2 separate regions of the Homo sapiens genome follow, and region 1 is linked to region 2. A link is a loop called in an ENCODE intact Hi-C map of the cell type or tissue named here. Cell type or tissue: PC-9. All regions are shown on one strand.

Evidence for each region. A loop is a pair of places that touch in the nucleus more often than their neighbours do. Peaks named below come from ENCODE experiments on the same cell type or tissue, not always from the same donor. Only the 100,000 strongest peaks of a DNase experiment are listed, where the experiment ranks them.
Region 1: it touches region 2 in a loop (6-fold over the local background); 4 of 110 quality-filtered maps call a loop at or near these places.

Annotation. Positions count from the first base shown.
Region 1 is chr3:59,323,549-59,331,548 of GRCh38, reverse strand. The region is part of intron 4 of CFAP20DC-DT (CFAP20DC divergent transcript); the gene reads right to left. Among named protein-coding and RNA genes, the nearest start is that of CFAP20DC-DT, 240 kb to the right of the region's middle. In PC-9, no CTCF peak of the experiment used is centred here; a DNase peak (open chromatin) is centred at 4,088; H3K27ac peaks cover 358 bases.
Region 2 is chr3:59,814,569-59,822,568 of GRCh38, reverse strand. All of the region lies in intron 8 of FHIT (fragile histidine triad diadenosine triphosphatase), which reads left to right. Among named protein-coding and RNA genes, the nearest start is that of CFAP20DC-DT, 730 kb to the right of the region's middle. RefSeq lists an enhancer at 3,438-4,637. In PC-9, no CTCF peak of the experiment used is centred here; DNase peaks (open chromatin) are centred at 1,908, 3,798, 4,338 and 6,028; H3K4me3 peaks cover 1,446 bases; H3K27ac peaks cover 6,816 bases.

The DNA.
Region 1 (8,000 bases), 490 kb after region 2:
ATAGTAGACCACATGTCCAAATATTTGGCTTTTAGCCATAAAGGAAGCCCCCAAATTTCAAATAGTGCATATGTCAGAGTCAGATGGGCTGTGGTTCTCTCTGGGGTATCATGTGATACCCCATTTAATGCAACATATGAACAAAGGGGTCTGGGAGCCTGCATCCCCCGAAAATTATTTTATTAAATGATTATCAGGAAATCCATCACTTTAGTCTGTAAATAACTGACATGTACAGTAATGTGGCTGTCACATTGTATTTGCTACTACTCAACTGGAAGAAAAGGAAAATGCAAAAGTGTAAAAACAAGTCCATAAATATCTCCAAAGAGACTACTGCAAATTTAATTAACTGAGCAATTGAGTCTGACTTCTTTAAATTTAGATCTGAAATATGAGGTATTCTTCCAGAGCATTATATTCTTGTTAGATGGGTCAGGGGAGGGGAGTGAGGGAGAAAAAACAAAACAAAATCTCCAATAAATTTTAGCTCAGTAATGTTTTGTTATTAAGAAGAGACTAAAAGGAAGAATCATTTGTCCCTTATAATCAGCAGTACATACTAGAAAAATTGCACCCCAATGGGTCTATTTTTCCACAAGAAATAGGACACTATTCTCAGTAAATAATTCTACTACATTTTAGAAACATGATCCTACTAAATGTAAAGCAACTCAATCTGACTTCTCTAAGACAGACTAAGACATGGCCCCACCCTCCAAGGCCCAAAGTCTAGAGAAAGATCTAGATGTGTTTGTGAATCGCTAGGTAGAGTGAATCCCCATGGTAGAGGCACAGGTTCAATGAAGAGAACAGGACCAAGAGAGGATCTTTAATCATCAGGCCACAATATAGAAGTGGTCAGGGACACTGAGTTGAAGAGGTTCTCATACAAGATGCACCCTCTGCAGCATCTTACTCCACACAGAAGCATGTCATGTCAAGCCACCAATGCCACAATGGGCTCAGCTAGACCTGGGTCCCACCAACAGACAGCAGGCGAGGCAGGCCTGTCTTCTCTCCTGCAGGCAGCAAGTTGGCTGTGTGAACTAGGAGTCAGCTTTGCAGGCCCAAGTCTTCTCTCCCTCCCCTTTCTTCCTTTTTCCTCCTCCCCTTCCTTTCCATCTAGCCTACTTTTCTTGCCTTTCTCCTTCTCCTTTCTCCTCTTTCCCTTTCTTCTTCCCTCCCTCCATTCCTTCTACCTCCTTTTCTTCCATCTTCCTTTTTTCCTCTTCCCCCCTTCTGCCTCCCTTCTTATTTCTTCTGGCTCTGATCCCCACACACCCATTCACTGTCTCTCCTCTCTCTCTCGCCAACACACCCAACAAACACACCATACAACATTTATATTTGGGGTGGTTTAGGAGTTCCACATTTGACTTCTGCCTACATGTCTTCTCAATACAGCTTCCACCACAGTCTTAGACTGGGGTGGGAAGGGTTTCAAGGAACTAACACAGAATGCTACAACAGATGCAATATTTGCTTCCCAGGTGGCTGGCAAATGGTGTTTGCTCCACTGGGGGTACAAGGGAGCACCAAACCCCTCACTGAAGAATTTCACATGAGCTGATCCAACCGGAAACCATGTTATAGATGAGCTAAGATTTGAGCTGGGCTTTGAATACAGCATAAACAATTTTGTATCTGGAGAAATGAGCACCTGATGTGAACGTGGGAAAGGCCCATATTGTCACCGCATCTCTGCCCTCCTGAAGCAGCCAGACGTTAAAATCAGAGACATCTTCAAATACGCTCTATACTACTTGAAGCCACCCAATAAGTTCTTCATCCTTGAGCCCTGTATATATTTCAGGCTGGAGGACTCAGAAGCAGTGCCAAGAACGTATTTATTCCTAGAGAACTTGGGCCAATATTGTCATAGTAATCGTGGAAATTATGACAAAATTTGGATATTTCACAATCAAGTACGTATCACCTGGGTCCAAGAGGCCTCTGCACCCTTCCAAATGGGATAATTTGAACACCTCCTTTAAGCATCTCAGTGATGTCTGTGTCAGTCTCATGCCTCTAGGAATTTCTTTGCGGCTTGTGATCACAATTTGGAACAGTGGCAAGGGATGGCACCATCAACTTGTTGATAGTACTCAGCAACTGAGAGTGTGTGAAGAGGAAGAGGGCAAGCACTTGCAGAGCTCTCACTGTGTGCAGACACTAGATATTTTCAGTGTCAACCTTAGAAAAACTCTACAGTTAGGCACAGTTAGTATTCTCCCTTTATGGGCCAGGAAACAAAAGGACAGACTACTTTGCTCCTTCTATCACTCAACCAATGAGTGTAAAGTAAAACAGCAGGTCTGTGAGATCTTTGGTTCTTTCACTGCTATATTCCAAGCATCTGCATGGTGCCTGGCATATAGTAAATGCTCAGTAAATACTCTGTGGATGGATGAGGTGGTAGGACTATGATAAGAACCCAGAAGTCTGGCCCCAGAGTCTGTGGCCTGGGCACACAATGTAATTTCTCTCTTCTCCTCTGTGTTTCCCCATCTTCTTCCTAGGTGGGTGCTTCTCAAGCTTTAGCCTGCATCAGAATCACCTGGTGGACTTGTTAAAGCACAGATTGCCAAGTCTACCCCAGAGTTCTGATAAGTAAGTAGGACTGGAGTGGAGCCTGAAACTTTACATCTCAAACACGCTCTCTGGTGATGCAGATGCTGCTGGTCCGGGGACCACACTTTGAGAACTTCTGCCCTGGGCCATAAACCCCATGTTTTTGTACCAGCCACCTTTCCCTTTTTCCACCACAGAATGCCCATCCTGTTCATAAAGATGAGAGTATGAAAGAATAACTGAAAATTGACCCATTTGCATTTCAGCAGAAGCAAACTCCAGTAGAAGCAGCGGTTGCTACAGATGTTGCTGGAGTTATAGAAAAGGCCATCATGTACAATTAGCAAACCAGGAATCAAGTCCTAGCACCTTTTTGCTTGAGCAGCATGGCCCTGAGCAAGTCAGTTGACCTTTCTGCTCCTCATTCTGTCAAATGGGCATGTGGATAACCCCTGCCTTGTCTACCTCCCAGGGCTGTTCTGAAAATTAAGGGATAAAATAGGGAAAACATTCTGTCCATGCTAACGGACTGGAGATCCGGTGCGTGTTATTATGCAGTTGGCTCATGAAGTCGTAATGTTGGTCTTGAAACTAGAATTAACTCTGGTGGGTGATGGGTGAGTTCAGAAGGAAGCATGAGCTCTCTTTATATACTGTAGAGCTGAAACAAAACGAAACAGCGAGATGTTTCCAAGTAGAACATGAAAATTAAAGCTGTATACTTCCAGATGAAATATACTTCATTATCACAGGCCAAACATAAAATAAATAGGGCAGAAATACAGCTATCTGTTCCCATAAAGAACAGGGAGGAAATTTGGGGAACAATTCCTGGGTAACTTTAAATGCCTCTTCTATCTTTTTACTGCAGAGCCATGAAGGACAGAAAATTATGACAAACTAATTATTATGATGGATGAGGAGCCAGTCCCTTCTGTTAGCTACACTGCTGGAGCAAAGAGCAGCTCCACAGCTCGCATACTTCAGTAGGCAAGATGCTCTCAATGATAATGGGCAATACAGATTAACAACATTAGGTTAAAACAGGATAATTACTCTTTTTCATTTTCTAGTTCTTTCCACGAACCTGGTCCTGCCTTACATTTTTCTGTTTCTTGCTTCCAAGCCGCTGTGTGTATCAGGCAGGCGCCTCTCTTGCTAATTAAAGGTGATGTTGTGCTTGCTTTTCCTGTGGTTTCCAACAGTGCGGGTCCAGGGACCAGGGACTGATAAAACCACTGCAAGGGAACCACCCTTTCCAGAAGCAGGATGAGGTCACAGGAGGACCAGGGATACAGAGCAAGCAAGCTCTGCAAAATGAATTCTGCTTTTCTTTCTTTTTTTAATGCATTCAGCAATCTGGTATGAGGGTGATGAGTGTAGAATCAAGAGGTGGGCCTTTTTTTTTTTTTTAACTTCTTCAGGAAGTAAATTCCAAACAGCCTTACATAATTAAGCAGCCATCCAGCTATGCAAAGGAATGAACTCGTTCACGCATGCATGCATTCATTCATGTATTAGTCAGTTAGTCATCACCAGTATCTGCTAAGTATCTACCCTAGGCCAGGCACTAAGCTGGACCCTGGGAATACAATGGTGAACAATACAAGTATAAGCCCTGCTATTCTACAAGGGAAGATCAAACAAAAATGGAATGTCAGATATGCAGAATAATTTCAACTTGTGATGAGGTGTTGTGAAGGAAAAAAACAAAGGACTGAGATGGTGATTGACAGTGGGGTCTACTTTAGCTAGAACACTCACAGAAGACACCTCTGAGAAACTGGGGAATTAGCTGAGACTTGCAGGAGAAAAACAAACTGAGCATTCAAAGGAGGGGAGACGAAAAAGCTAGGCAAGAAAGCAGCATCTGCAAAACAGAGAAACATGGGACACGCTTGGAAACCTGAAGGTCAATGTGGTTTGGGCCGAGTGAGGTAGGGAGGGGCAAGATGCAGCTGCAGAGATGCACCAGAACCATTTCAGGCAGGACCTCATGGGCTACTACAGGTGCAGGTGTGGGGTCTGGGTCTTATTCTAAGTAAAAAGCAACATATGGAAGAGTTTTCAGCAGGAGTATGATGTAATCTGTTTTCTCGGACATTTAGAGAATGAATGATCAAAGAGCATGCAGTGGAGGTGGGAAACCACTAGGGGCCAGTAGGCCAAATGATGGCGGTGGTGGTCATGAAGCTGGACGGAGGTAGGAAGATTGAAGGTCGAATTCAGAGATAGGACTGAGGGTACTTGCTGATGGATGGGATAGGGATGGGAGTCACAAAGAGAATCATGGATGATTGGGAGGCTGCTGGCTCAAGTGAATTGGTGATGGCAGCACCTTTTACGGCTATTGGCTAGGAACAGATTCCAGGGGAAGAAAATTAAATTCCAGGATAGAAATTTCTCACCGCCTTTGGAATTGCAGAAATTACTCAATGTTATAGCCTCATAGACCTGAGGCCACTCTCACACCCTATGAAATTGCATCCTGAAAAGCTACCTGGAAATGCAGTTTGTTGGCTGGTCCTAGGAAAGCCTACCATTCTGACTCATGAAGTCCCTCCACCAACAACTCAGCCATATTTCACAAGCATGTTACCCACATTGGTTTCAGGCCAGCAGCCTGACAACAACATGGAAAACACATAGCAAAATGCTGGGCCATATTTCCACCATAGAAACTGTATTAATGACAATTTCTAATATTTGTATCTCAATTTATAATTTACAATGCATTTAAGATCACACTTCTAAAACTTTACCTGGGCATCTTGTTAAATTACCTGGGCATTTTGTTAAATGGTGATTCTGCTTCAGTGGGTGATATGGTTTGGATCTGTGTCCTCACTCAAATCTCATGTCGAATTATAATCCCTAATGTTGGAGGAGAGGCCTGCTGTGAGGTAATTGGATCATGGGGGCGGACGTCCCCCTTGCCGTTCTAGTGATAGTAAGTAAATTCTCATAAGATCTGGTGTTTAAAAGTATGTAGTAAAGTATGTAGTACTTCTCCTTCTCCTCTCTCTCTCTTCCTCCTGCTCCTGCCATGTAAAAAAAGCCTGCTTCCCCTTTGCCTTCCACCATGGTTGTAAGTTTCCTGAGGCCTTCCCAACCATACTGCATGTACAGTCTGTGGAACCATAAGCCAATTAAACTTCTTTTCTTTATAAATTACCCAGGCTCAGGTTTTTTTTGTTTTTGTTTTTTATTGTTTGCTTGTTTGTTTGTTTTGAGACAGAGTCTCATTCTGTCACCCAGGCTGAAGTGCAGTGGCATGACATGAGCTCACTGCAACCTCCACCTCCCAGGTTCAAGCGATTCTCCTGCCTCAGGCTCCCAAGTAGCTGGGACCACAGGCATGTGCCACCACACCTGGCTAATTTTTGTATCTTTAGTAGAGACAGGGTTTCCCCATGTTGGCCAGGCTGGTCTCAAACTCCTGACCTCAAGTGATCCACCCACATCAGCCTTCAGGTATTTCTTTATAGCAGTGTTAGAATAATATAGTGGGTCCAGGGCGAGGACTAAGATTCTGCATTCCTAACAAGCCCCTGAGTGATGCCATTGATGATGCTTTGACTAGCAGGATTATAATATACATTTTCTCACTTGATCCTACAACAACCCTCAGGCAAGTGTAATCTCCATTTTACAAATGGAAAAACTAAGGCTTAGAGAGTTTTAAATTATACTTTGTCTAAACAAGGATCGACTAGTCCATAGGAGGTAGATCTAGATAAGAAATGTAGTTCACCAGTACCAGTTAGAAATAATTACAATCACAAAACTTGTGAAGCTGTATAGGTTTTAAGATTTATTTAATTAAATTGTCATTTGGCAAACAGGTAGAAGAAAGACACATTTAAGCCAGAAGTAATCAATGTATTTGCATGAGGATCAATACAGAAAAAAAAATTTGAGAATCACCGTACTTAACAGATATCTTTGTGTGTGTAATTTTATTCATTTTTAAATTGAGGTATAATTTACATACATTAAAGTGCACAGATCTAAAGTGTTCAGTTTTATTCATTTTTAATTGAGGTATAATTTACATACATTAAAATACACAGATATAAATTGTAACTCTCACCCGAAACAAGATACAGAACATGTCCATCATCCCAGAAAGTTCCATCCCATTCCTTTTCAGTTGATTCCTTGATTTCCATCAGATAAATGTATTCTTGAACTTCATATAATTGAAACTATGTTTCAATTGTGCCAGCTTCTTTTACTCAACATAATATTTAGAGGTTCATAACCATTATGTTTTATCAAGAAATATCCTATCGCTCACTGTACAATATCTGCAATTGTTCTTCACCATGATTTTTATGATTCCCAAACAATGTTTCCCACTGGGGTCTAAAGTTACAAAAATTACACATCTAGCAACCACTGAGCATTTGAATATAATAAAGTCTGGCTAAACTTTGCTGCCAAAACACTTTTGAAGCAAGTAGATTTTGTCTTTTGCTGACTGACCCTACAAGTTACCTAATTGCAAATTACGGATTTTCTCACAGAGCATTTTAACATTAAACATTCTACAACACGAAATTTTCTCAAGCAAGACTGAACAGCTATAGTGGAAACATCTTTAAGACAAAGAAATATTATTCATTCTACTTGCATTGAAACGTGATTTTTCTCAGCCTACTTTTTTATTCTTGGCAGCTGCCCTAGCAAAGGTCTAAATTTTATTGAGAAACACACACACACACACACACACACACACACACACACACACAGCCTCAAAGATCTCAGCCTCCTGACAGCAAACCCAAAAAACAGATGCTTCTCTGTCAGCCATACCTGGCCAGAGGATAATGAGGCACAGACCAGACCACAAGGTACTCAGTAGTATGGTCCATGCAGTTTGGCCCTCTCAGCACCCTAGTTTTTGCATCTCTGAGATGTAGGAGTTCCAGAAACTAGAATGCAGGCCATGCCTTGAAGGCTGCAACTTACACCTTTATGCCCCAGTCAACTCCTGGAACATCTTTCCTGCAAGAGTCGTGTGCTCCATTACACACACACACATGCGTGCAAACACACACACACATGCATGCAAACACACACACACACGCACACACACACACACCATGAGTGCTTAGTATCTGTAGAGAGTCAGCAGAGCCACCTGCATTTGACTCCTGCCATTTATCTGAAACAATCCTTGACTTCTGTCTTGCTGACTGCCAGCATCCATGTCAAGACCCATCACTTTGTTGACAGGGTTTAGTAGGAATTTTTGTTTTGGTAGGAGTTTTTGTTTTCACTTCAGTTTTTATTTTTTTGTCTCTGAAAGTAGATGGTGAAATCATATTTCTCTGTTAATCACATAAGCTGTTGGGGATAAACTGCTGTAGAAGCTAGTTCTGTCCTTTTGAAGAATTTTAGGAAGTAGCACATTTTAAATT
Region 2 (8,000 bases):
AAAAAATGCTCGATATCACTAATGATCAGGGAAATGCAAATCAAAACCACAATATGATACTACCTTACTCCTGCAAGAATGGCCATGATAAAAAAAAATCAGAAAGTAATAGATGTTGGCGTGGATGCTGTGAAAAGGGAACACCTCTACACTGCTGATGGGAATGGAAACTAGTATAACCACTATGGAAAACAGTGTGGAAATTCCTTAAAGAACTAAAAATGGAACTACCATTTGATCCAGCAGTCCCACTGCTGGGTATCTACCCAGAGGAAAAGAAGTCATTATACAAAAAAGGTACTTGCACACACATGTTCATAGCAGCACAATTCACAATTGCAAAAATATGGACAGCCCAAATGCCCATCAGTCAACAAGTGGATAAAGAAATTGTGGTATATGTATACAATGGAATACTGCTTGGCTATAAAAAGGAACAAATTAATGGCATTCACAGCAACCTGGATGGAACTGGGGACTATTATTCTAAGTGAAGTAACTCAGGAATAGAAAACCAAACATTGTATGTTCTCAGTCATATGTGGGAGCTAAGCTATGAGGATGCAAAGGCATAAGAATAATACAATGGACTTTGGAGACTCGGGGGAAAGCATTGGTGGGGGTGAGGGATAAAAGACTCAAATTGGGTTCAGTGTATACTGTTCAGGTGTTGGGTGCACCAAAATCTCACAAATCACCACTGAAGAACTTGCTCATGTAACCGAATACCACTTGTTCCCCCAAAAACCTATGGAAATAAAAAAATTAAAAATAAATATATCACTAAATGCAGATCATTTATATATTTTTTTTAAAAAAAAACTCTAAGAACCAGGAGCAGAAGGAAACAGTTGTAATCTTGGCACTAGATGCTTTGGTGGCTGGCACATGGTGGGGCATCAGCAGGACTGGTTGAATGGCTGCTGGGTAAGCACTGGTATTGAATGCTGCACTGGTAAGCCAGTCTTGTTTACACTACCAGGCACTGTTGGAGCAACTGAGGGAGAACTCTGCAAGGCAGAGGTGATTCCAGTTAGCATCCCATCTGCTCTGTGAGAGAATCATATTGCATTTCCCAGGGGGTGGGTTTGAGGAAACCACATGAAGAGGCAAAACTGCAGCTGTCTCCTTGCAGATAATGGGTGTGGAGTGTTTTCTATGGAAGCCACCACAGGACACTGACAAGAGGCACCAAATCCTCAGAGCACTCTTTACCCCGACATGAGCCCAACAAAGACCTCTTATAAAAGCCAACATCAGTTGCTTCTGCTTTCACAAATATTATCATGTTTGTTTTCTTCTACTCTTCTGATTGCTCCTTCTCAGGTTTATTCCTTTGCCAGTCCTTTAACTGTTGGGGTTTCTCAGAATTTCTTCCTCAAATATCTTGCCTCTATGTTTTTCCCTCTTTGGTCTGGTCTGCTCACCTGAAACCTGCTCTCATCTCCAAGATGGTGGCGCTCAAGCTTGACCTCCAGCCCCACCTCTCTCCTGAATATTAGACTCATATTTCCAACTGCTTCCTGGACACCTTTATCTGCACTTTGAATTCAGAAAGTCCCTAATTCGAATCTTACTCACCTTCCCATAAACATCTTCTTTCCTTTCATGACACTCATCTTGGTTAATGACAATCACCCAAGCCTCCAAGTTGGAAATATGAAACTGGTAACTTCTGTTTCTCATACTTTTATCCATTCAGTCAGTCACAACTTCTGTGCTTCTGCCTGTGTTGTGTCTCGCACATTGTTCTTTTCTCTTGCCCTGACTCAGACCCCCATCACCACCACCACTCTAAATTGTCTTCCTTCCCCACCCTCTGTGTGACCATAGGGATCTTTCCAAAGCAGAGGTCTGCAAACATTTGCAAGGTACCCAGTGACAAATATGTTAGGCTTTGTGAGTCATGAGATCTCTGTTGAAACTACTCAGCTCTGCCACTTTAGCACTAAAGCAGCCAAAGACAATATATAAACAAACGAGCATTGCTGTGTTCCAATAAAACTTTATTTATAATAATAGGTGGCAGGTCTGATTTGGTTCATGGGATGTAGTTTGTCCCATCCTGTTCTAAATCGTGAGACATTTTTCTCACCTACACATCAGTAACTCTTCTTTGCTAAGGGTAGCCAATCTTAGCCCTAGCTTTGAATCAGAATCACCATGGTGCCCTGGGGCCTAGGCATGTGTAAGTTGTTGTAGTACCTGGTACTAAGTTGTTCACTGTACATGCCCACTGGTCTGACAGCTGAGGATATGTTGGCCCAAAGAGGATGATCATTTGCCGAAGATTACCTGGACATTAGTAGTATTGTTGGACTAAAATCCAAGTCCTGGGTTCTTTGTACTTCTCTAGGCTAGATTAGCTAGTAAATGTTGAAAATGAAACCTTGGTTCTCAGCAAATTAACAGGCAAGGTATATATTCATTGTCTTAGTCCATTCCTGTTTCTACAATAAAATACCTTAGCCTGGGTAATTTAAAAAAGAAGTTTATTAGTCATAGTTCTGGAGCCTGGGAAGTCCAAGATCAAGGTGCCAGCGGATTGGGTTTCTGGTGAGGGCTTGCCCTCTGCTTCTGGCATGGAGTCTTCTTGTTGTGTCCTCACAGGAAGAAAGAGACAAACACTGTGTCCTCACATGGTGGAAGGGAGAAGGGACCAGAGTGCTTGCTTCAGTGTCTTTTATATAGGCACTAAGTCCATTCATGAGGGTAGAGCCCCCATGTCTTAATCACTTCCCCAAAGGCTCCTCTTAATACTGTCACATTGGGTCTTAAGTTCCAACATGAATTTTGAAGAGATACATTCAGACCGTAGCATCCATTAATAGAGGAATAGGTAAATAAATTATGAGGCATCTGTTCTATGGTATGATTCCATTTGTATAATGATGGTAACAACAAAAACAAGACATATGACTATGTATTTAGATGTGTGCAAATATACAGAAAAATGTCTGGAAGAACACGAGCCTGTCTGCTAATACGGCTACCTCCAGGGAGGGGACCAGGACTGGAGCAGGGTGGTCAAAGAGGTTATATTCTTATTTCTATTTTAACATTTTTCCTATACAAATAATTTCTAAAAATTAAATTTTTTTTCAAGAAAAAGAAAAATAGGGATATAGCACTGGTAATTGTCTCCACAAAGCAATATGAAGTACAGACAAACATATTGTCTCACGGAAAATAACTGAGAGACACAGTTGCTAAGATCAGGAATTTGTGGGACCTAATTTGGTCCAAACTAGGCAAGAACCTCGAGAAATTGGTATGTAATTTAGGTTTGTGTTACAGAAAAGAATTGGCAAAGACCATAAGAGCATAATGCTTTCCACAGTTAAATGTGAGCAACCTCCCCAAATCCAGAACTGTAAGAAAAGAACGGTTTCTTTGCTAACCCAGTAGGCCATATTGTTAACAGAAGTTGTATCCGATAAAAGATCTATGTTTAAACTATAAGATGCAACAGGAAAAAAGAAACACAGCATATGGAACTGTTTCTACACCACTTCAAGTCAACAGAGACAATATTTTAAAAATAACCAGGAGAATTCTCCAGGATGTTTCTTTTTATCTCTCTTCTCTGCATTGCGATTTTTACTGACTCTGACACAGAGTAGTCATTGCAAAAAATAAGAAGCCGAGGGCTAGTGTCATATCCATGCTGAAGAGGTGTTTAGTTTCTTTCATCAAGGGGCAGCTGGGAAGGAAAGCATTTCTGTGTGCCTTTGCCTTGGGGAAGACCTGTCTCCTAAGAACTCTGTGCATGTGATCTGCGCTGTTGAAGGAGAAATGGGTGAGCAGAAGTGACCGCACCCTGTAACTTCCTGTGTCCAGGAGAGCTGGCAGTCGGCCCGGTCTTCTGAGACATCCAGTAAAAATGAATCCCAGTTACATCTGCGGTGCTCACAGAAATAGATCTGCTGTATCTAATAAAAGCAAATGTTACTTTTTGTAAAGGGCTGCCGGGTCACATTCGGAATGGTAAACAAGTCCCCCAAAAAACTTATTTTTGAGGTAGAGACTGTGTAGATCACATTTTACCTCCTGGACTATTATTTACGTGTATCTTACTGTAAATGACTCAGGATTAAGGAGAAAAAAACACCATCTTCCTTTGAAGAGAAAGAAGGGAAGCTGGTGTTTCTAGCAGTCTCTGCGAAAGGTAGAGATTCCTTCCACATCCGTGAATTAACCCCACTTAGGAGTGGGCACCCTGCTATATTTCCATTCCCAAACCTTGCACACGCTGTGTTCTCGGGGAGGCTGAACAAGCTGTGGGTCTGAATTGCGTGTCTGGCTTGCACAGCCCCACGTGGGCCGAGGGGAGGTGGGCTGATTCATAATGAATGCTCCGGGTACTTAGAGTAGGGCAGAGTGCAGGGGACTGTTATTCTGCTTTGAAGTTTTCTGCCTCCCTCTTTGGAATGGATCAAAGGCCTCCTTTTTTTTTCTTTTTAGAATTCCTATAAGCTCTTAATACAGTGCTCTCCTCTCAGTTCCCCTCCTCTTCTATTGCAAATTCCTTTCCCACCAGCCTCAGAACCAGAAGTTGTGGGTGTCCACACAGTGGTCTCTATAGTTTCTCCCTCCCTTCCTCTCTTTCTTCCCCCCAGCCTCTCGTCCTTTGTTTTATCTTTCCTTTCTTTCTTTCTTTGGAGTGCCCCTGAAGCTCTCAGCCTCAGCTTAAGGAAAACAGCTAGTGGATCTCTGAAAGTGTTCTGCAGCTCATTTCTTGCTAGCAAAACAAGAAATATGAGAATGTTTTTTCTTCCCTTTTTTTAAAGAAGGAATCTGGATTGGAGAGATAACTGTTGTGAATAAAACAGGTGAAACTGACTTGACTAGTTGCTTTGGAAGCCGAAACGAATGTGAAACAAAGCTCTTCTGTGCCTTTAAAAGGCTGGAGGATGGTTTCTGAACTATTCCTATTGTAGCTTCTGAATTTGTTCTTCTTTTTCTTTTTTCTTTTCTTTCTTTCTTTCTTTTTTTTTTTTTTTTTTAGTGACGGGTGTTGCTCTGTCTCCCAGGGTGGAGTACAGTGGCACGATCAGAACTCATTATGCAGCCCCGACCTCCCGGCCTCAAGTGATCCTGCCTCAGCCTCCCTGATGTCATAGCCACAGCACAGGAAATCATACTAAAAGTGGTCCTCCTGTGCAATGCCAAGGGACAGTTCCACACACCCGTTTGGTGGATAGTCTTACATCCCAGATGGCTCTTGTTCCAACTGGTAATAACATGTAACATGTGAGCATGTTCTTTTGCCAATTGATTTTCTTCTGATCTTAGCAAATAACCTATCTGGGATAGCAAACCTGAGAAACAGGTACACTAACAACACACACAAACATTAAAATTACATTAAAATCTTAAAGCCTTAAGGCAACTAGTTTTTAGAAAACAGAGGATCTTATAGATGGTAATTTAGAAACTTAATGCAAAAACACCATCTGCTAAACCTCCTATCTACGAAGACGCTGGGGTCTGCGGAGAGCACAGCCTGTATCTGGAGTTAGCTCCATCTGCTTCTACCTGCTCCCTGGGAATCTTCTTCACTGAACAAAGGTCCACTTTTGTTTAGGTCCCACGAGTTTATACTGGTCTAGATCAAGATGCTATTCAAGAGTCTGTCCATCCCACCCTGGGTCTCTTGCTTAAGTCTCAGTCACTTCATTTGGAATATGCTGATTTTCTGAAGATCTCCAGAGGATTCATTCAGCAAATGTTTCCTGAGCATAAGACAATTTGCCATATCCTGAAGGGGACGTAAATGTGAGAAAAACAGGGAGTATGGTTCAAGAGAGGGGATAAGATCGTTCAAGGAGAGCAAAGTTGACATGGTGAGAGGGGTACAAAGACTGTGGAACTTTAGGGAATAGAAATCTCTCAGTTGATCTGGTAGGATAGGACTTGATTGTCTCTGCTCCTACCTTCTATTGTGAGTTCATGCTCCACTTTCCTGCTCCCTGAGCACCTATCACTGTCTGCAAACAATATGCACTTAGGTCATCCCAGATGGCTCTCATTCCCACTAGTAATGACAGGTAAGCATGACTCAGGATTCTCTGTCACACCTTTCCTGGGACCTCACAGCATCACATGGAATGTTCCTTCTTTTATCTCCAATCATGCCAAGGAAGAAATCCACAGTATTATAAACCCAAACTCACTGTGATTGTTGTTATTATTGTTTGTTTAAATTTTTAATGAACGCAAAAAGTCCACATCTAATTGGCAAAAATCATATTGAAGATGACATATGTGATGATAACTGAGTGTACACTGTGTGCCAGGTGTCACATATCATTCCATGGAATCCTCCCAACAAGCCCAAGAGCAAGGATCACTGTCCCCATTTACATAGAGGAACTTGAGGCACAGAAGAACTCACCAGCTTGCCCACAGTCTCACAGTTATTCAGTCTTGGCTGTCACTCTCTGTGAGACACAGCCTCCCAGATCCAGGACTTGCAGAAACCCTGGGCAGGCCTTTCTTTGTAGTTTTTGTCAGGTAAGACATGCCAAGTGGGCAAGTGGGTTTTTTTGCTTCATGACAACAACCAGAAATGGCAAAACATTTTCTGTTATGCTTTGAAGAGAATTCCATACTTTTTCTTGGAATTCACTTTCCTTATTATTTCTGCTTGGCTCTAGCTGATTTAAATTTTTTTTTTATTTCTATAGGTTATTGGGGAACAGGCAGTATTTGGTTACATGAATAAGTTCTTTAGTGGTGATTTGTGAGATTTTGGTGCACACACCACCCAAGTAGTGTACACTGTACCCGATGTGTAGTCTTTCATCCCTCACCCCCCTCCCACTCTTTTCCCTTGAGTCCCCAGAGTCCACTGTGTCATTTTTATGCCTTTGTGTCTTCATAGCTTAGCTCCCACTTATAAGTGAGGACATACAGTGTTCGGTTTTTCATTCCTGAGTTACTTCACTTAGAACAATAGTCTCCAATCTCATCCAGGTTGCTGCGAATGCCATTAATTCATTCATTCCTTTTTATGGCTGAGTAGTAGTCCATTGTATATATATATACCACAATTTCTTTATCCACTTATTGACTGATAGACATTTGGGTTGATTCCACATTTTTGCAATTGCGAATTATTCTGCTATAAACATGTGTGTGCAAGTATTTTTTTTCATATAATGACATCTTTTCCTCTAGGTAGATACCCAGCAGTGGGATTGCTGGATCAAATGGTAATTCCCCTTTTAGTTATTTAAGGAATCTCCACACTGTTTTCCATAGTGGTTGTACTAGTTGACATTCCCACCAGGCTATAGATGATTTTATAAAGGCTACATTCCCTTTCCTTCCATAGTGGCCTGGGCTGCAGCTCCAGGCCAAAGCTGAAGTTAAAAAAACAAAAAACAGACAGACAAGACCTCATTCCCAGGCAGCCAGCAAAGCAGGTAACAGATGTGGATCTAGGGATGGGCCAACTCTTAATTTCCATTATGCTCAATCCAGGTTCTCCGAAGCAGGTGAAGTGATGTAATCCATGTGATATACTAAGCACAATATTCACACATGGTAAGTGTACAATCAGTATCACCCATTTCTATGAATAGTGTGGCTTTATGCTCATGAGCTGGAATGTGTACTCATGACTGTTAAGGGATTTGCTCCTTCACTCTGCAGTGCAATGATCTTATATTTTTTTTCATATTTATTCCCCCACTGCATGGTAGCCTTTGTGAGAACAGGAGGACAAGCAGAGTCAGCAAAGGGAACTACACAAGAAAAGGCAATTTCCAGTAGAAGAAAGTCCAAAGGGAAAGGGCCTCTATATTGGGAGCTCCATGAGAGAGGGACTGTCTTTTCAAGCTCCTAGCACAGGCCGGATGCTCTATAAATACTGAAGGATAATAGGGGAGAAATATTATGTTTAAAAGCTGTGTGGCCTAGGAAAGAAATAGGACCTATGTGGGGACAAGGGATGGAGTCCACTTGGTCCTCCACTCCTAATTATAAAGGGTCTC